Regions from separate parts of the Homo sapiens genome. Here region 2 is linked to region 1. A link is a loop called in an ENCODE intact Hi-C map of the cell type or tissue named here. Cell type or tissue: endothelial cell of umbilical vein. All regions are shown on one strand.

What was found. Hi-C counts contacts between places; a loop is a spot of excess contacts. Peaks named below come from ENCODE experiments on the same cell type or tissue, not always from the same donor. Only the 100,000 strongest peaks of a DNase experiment are listed, where the experiment ranks them.
Region 2: it touches region 1 in a loop (2.5-fold over the local background); 2 of 110 quality-filtered maps call a loop at or near these places.

What each region holds. Positions count from the first base shown.
Region 1 is chr9:96,128,785-96,131,284 of GRCh38, reverse strand. LOC112268039 (a long non-coding RNA gene) reads right to left here and starts at 1,422. Exons shown (of 2, transcript XR_002956870.1): 1 at 1,131-1,422. RefSeq lists an enhancer at 2,064-2,500. In endothelial cell of umbilical vein, no CTCF peak of the experiment used is centred here; a DNase peak (open chromatin) is centred at 1,224; H3K27ac peaks cover 940 bases.
Region 2 is chr9:96,060,197-96,062,696 of GRCh38, reverse strand. No RefSeq gene overlaps it. Among named protein-coding and RNA genes, the nearest start is that of LINC00092, 40 kb to the right of the region's middle. In endothelial cell of umbilical vein, a CTCF peak has its summit at 1,237 (motif pointing right); a DNase peak (open chromatin) is centred at 1,246.

The DNA.
Region 1 (2,500 bases):
CCTCATCCTTGAGTCCTGCCTTCAACCTGCCTTGCCCAGTTGTTGCAATGATCCTGCTAAGTCAGTTTGGAGAGAATTCTACCACCCTCGATGCCTGATCATTCTTAAGGAATTTGATAACTGCTCAAATTCCTCATCCCCTACCTTTGGCATCTGATCGCCCTTGCCTGCCTTCAGCAAGAATCCTGTTAAGTCAGCATAGCAACAATTCTCTTAGTACTTTTCCAACCACTGACCTCTCACTCTGCTCATCAGCTGTAAATCCCTAGCTCTCTTCCTTGCCTTCGGAGTTGTGCCCCATCTCTTTCCCCCATTTGATAGTCTTGACATCTACAGAAATCATCCTGAATCAAGTCTTCCTTATATTTTACCAAGTGTGAGAATAATTTTTTAATACCGTAAGGTCTGAGTCCAAAGAGTTGACTGCCCAGGCCATTTGGACCCCTATGGAAAGCTGACTTGAGCTGACTGGGGCCACATCCTGCTTTCTGAGACCCACCCAAACCAAATCACCATCATTTGGTCTTCCAAGGCATCCTGTGGTGTGTTGTCAAGGGGATCCCTCTAGTCTGCCCTCCTGGAAGAGAGTCACCCATTCCCCTTCTGCCTGGAAAACCTCTCTATCTGTAGACTGTTGTTTCAATTGCTGGAACATCCTGGACTTAAAGATCAAGGGAGATTTTGACCTCCAGGCTGGTGATCTCTGGCTTGGCTGAATGCTAAGCAGCCAGACCTCATGCACCATCTTCCAGCCCAGACTCCACATGCCATCTTCTAACCCAGACCCATGTACCGTCTTCCTACCCAGACCCCATGCGCCATCTTCCTATTCAGACCCCACGTGCCACCTTTCTATCCACTTCTCTGTGGGTAGAAGGGGTCTGATGACTTTGTAACCCACCTGACAGGACCCCTTCAGGAGGCGTCTTATTCTTTAGAGGGAGGGAATTCTACATGCTTGGGACATTTCCCCCCCTTAATTTGCTCAGCCTCGCAGAACCCAAACAGAAGTTAACCCCCAAGATGTGCAAGGACAAAAGGGGCAAGGAAATGGGCCTGAGCGGCTGAAACAACAAACCCTTTTCCTAACGGGCAAAGAATGATTTCCTATGTTAGAAAGAATTTACAACCTCCGCTGCTTTCCTTTCTTATTTCTTTTTTCCAGCTTCCTCCTTCTCCCGCAATAAAGGAGACCCGTTTGTCCCAGAGCCCCTTCTTTTTGATGAGAGTCTGACTCTGGGAGAAGGACTGGGCTTCAAGGAACACATAAAAGTAAGTAGTAAAAAACAAAACACAACACACAACGCAATGCCACCCGCAGTCACCTCTGACGGGCAGGACCTTCTGGGGCTGGGTCCATCTGCATTGTGATGAGAGCAGTTTGTGAGTGATGTCAGCCTAATTAGTCAGGCTAATGTCTGGTTTCCTGGAGCGGGCTTTTGTGAAGTAATTGGCTGCCTTAGGGTCAAAATGCAGTAATTATAGGTCTTACAAAAAAAAAAAGAAAACTAAATGAGATAAACAGCCTTTGAATTCTTCAAGCAAGTAAGCCAATCACACCAAGAGACTTCTCTTTGTGCCCAGAACTGCAGTGGGTATTTTGACAGGTGATTTCAATACCATGTAGCTATTTATTTATTCTGGGTTTGGGACATAAACACAAACATCTTGGCCTACAATTCTACACGTTCACCAAATGTGGGGATTGCATGGCAAAGGGTCTGCTTCCAGCACTGAAATTGGAGAATAAGGTCAGCAGGTATTTTGAGCTAAAGCAGAAATTCCACCACAATTTTAAAGCTAACAGAAGAGAATTATCCATGTAAACCAGCTCCCTTTCTTCCAGTTGTTTGCTTATTTTCTTTGTAAAAATCAACAACAGGAGAGTCTGGAAGGCTATGGAAAGCTAATAAAGTTTGGAAACATCATTTCGATCTCAGGAGGCGTGGAGACTGGATCAAAGCTGAGCAGGATGTGAGCCTATTTTTACCAGTCCTGGTTGAGGTGAGGGTGGCTGACCCCACAGTTGTGAAGACCTGGAGATAGGAAGTGGAGAAAAGTTTTATAGATGAAATAAGCCCTATTTCCGGGGTCCCAGTCCCTCCCACTGCATCACAAGCTGGCTAACCCTGGAAACCCCACACTCAACCCCAAACTGTGTATGCAGAGCCTGAGGCCCACTGCAGATCATCTGCATTATAATCTGCATTTTAACACAGTCCCCAGGGATTCCTATGCTTATTCACATAAACTACTTTGTGATGGGCTTTGTTCCTGATACCAGTGGCCCATTTTGAGCAAGTACATTGACCAGGCAGTAGTATGAGGGCAAAAGGTAAGTACCAGGGTGACAGCCTGCTCCATTTTGGTCTTTTAGAAGAGTGATTTGCAGATAATCGTAGCCCACTTTTCTTAATGGTGAAACTTCTGTTGGTTGTTTGTGGGAATTTGAGCACATCCTCCTCTCCCTCACTGCTCCACCCAGGACACCTGACACCCA
Region 2 (2,500 bases), 69 kb after region 1:
AAAAAAAAAAGAAAGAAAGAAAGAAAGAAAGAAAGAAAAAAGAGGCTTGCAGGCCAAATCTGGCCCACTGCCTGTTTTTGTAGGTAAAGTTACAGTGGGATGCAGCCGCACCATTTGTCATAACAGCATTGTCAGGAGAAGGGTAGCACCTCGCTCCATTGTGACCTTTGTTCCTGAGGTAGTGTTCCTTGCCCCTTCTACCAGGATCACAGAATAAGGGCAAGGGTGAAGCCCAGTGATGGTTCTGAGTAGATGTCATCGAAATAAGGGAGACTTGGAGCAAAGGGTTTTAGAGACTGTGTATCTTATAGCACCCAAGGCCGAGGACTTCACGAGGGCAGACTTAGGCCCTCACACTGAAACAATGGCTTGGCATGGAGTCAGTACAAAAGCATGGCTTCTGTGGGTTCCCTAAACAAGCATGTTTTAAGTTAACTCATTTCCAGTAATAACGTGCAACAACTTCAACTTTTGCTGATGCAAGCTTTTCTGGTGGAGGGAGGGGGAAGTGACATAATGAACATAAGAAACTTACAAAAAGCTTCTAGAGAAGATACGATCCAATCTTTGGCAACACTGATTGGATCCAGAGCTTTGTAAAACCAAAAGCACCAGAACTCTCTCTACCTCTATCCATCACAAATATGCAAGACAGGGGAGCAAGAAAGATTTAAAGAGAGGAGATGAGGAGGGAAAACAGTGAAACAAACCAAATGGCTTCATAATCTTGCAACAGCTGCTTCAGAACCTCTAGGAGTTGACAGTCCCCAGAAGCCCAGTGACCAGTCACCCAAGCACATCCTGGAAGGCAGGGACGGCCCAGGAGCAAATGGAGGGGGAAGTGCTGAGCTAGGCAATGGCATCTGCACCCAGGAGGCTAGCGGCCATGCTGCAGCTACACACAGGGCTACGTCTGCTTCCCTGAGGCTGCAGCAGAATGAGATGTGGCTGGCTGTGCTGATTTGCAAAGCCAACGCAGCTATGCTCTTTCTTCACTAGCCACCAGCAGCCTCACAGGGACTGGGGTCCAGTCTCCCTCCCTCTTTTCCTTCCTTTCTTCATCCTCCAAGAAAGCAAATGGTGAGTCATAAGAAAGGACTCTGTAACTTCAGATAGATCATTTCAGCGGGCATCAGCACGCCCGTCTGAGAGAAGTGTGGATAAGAATAAGGAACTTCCAAACTTTTCTTTTAAACCAACCAATGCCATTTTTCAAATGAAATATTCATCAAGGCAAAGGGGAAACATTGTGGTTGAGGGACCAGGAGGGGGAGCAAGGAGCCTACTCGGGTGGCTGTGACAAAGCACCACAAACAACAGAAGTTCTCTGTCTCCCAGTCTGGAGGCGAGAGCCACAGGATCCAGCATCATCAGGGCTGTTCCTCGTGAGGCCATGAGGGAAGATCTCTCCCCTTTGCTTGTAGATGGCCATCTTCTCCCTTCACATGGCATTCCTTGTAAGCATATCTCTGTGTCCACCTTTCCCCTTTTCACAAGGACACTGGTCACACTGGATGAGGGCCCACCCTAGTGAGCTTGCCTTCACTTGATGACCTCTGTAAAGCCTCTGTCTCCAAAGATGGTCACATTCCGAGTACCTCAGGGTTAAGACTTCAACTTAGGAAACCTGAGGGCACACAATTCAACCCATAACAGAGCCTTTCCTGCTCGGATCCATCCCCTCTGATGGGGGCTTGTAGGACAAAACCATGGAAATGTTCCTGAGCTGTAAAATGGCCAACAGAAAGATGGCAGACAGGCTGGAAAGGGGGAGAAACACAGAGATACAGCCACATGTTGATGCCCAGGGAAGGAGCACCTTTAAAAGGCACCACACCCTTAGGGGCAAGGGCAGGGCTTGGGCTGGGGACTGACTGTGGCAGTTTGTTTGTTGGAAGAATGAGTGACACTAAAGGTACCATCTTCAAGCAACAGTAATCAAAACAGCGTGTCCCTACCATAAAGATAAACTTACAAATCAGCGAAATAGAATTGAGAGGTCAGAAACATACCCTATGTTCTCTCTCTTAGACAGATAGATAGATAGATAGATAAATAGATAGATAGATAGATGCTAGAAAGATGACAGATACATAGATGATAGATATAGATAGATAGATGCTAGAAAGATGACAGATACATAGATGATAGAGATAGATAGATAGATAGATGATAGATAGATAGATAGATAGATAGATAGATAGATAGATAGATAGATAGATGCTAGAAAGATGACAGATACAGGCTGGACACAGTGGCTCACGCCTGTAATCCCAGCACTTTGGGAGGCTGAGGCAGGTGGATCACGAGGTCAGGAGATTGAGACCATCCTGACTAACATGGTGAAACCCTGTCTCTACTAAAAATACAAAATATCAGCCAGGCATGGTGGCACATGCCTGTAATCCCAGCTACTCGTGAGGCTGAGGCAGGAGAATCGCTTGAACCCGGGAGGCAGAGGTTGCAGTGAGCCGAGATCGTGCCACTGCACTCCAGCCTG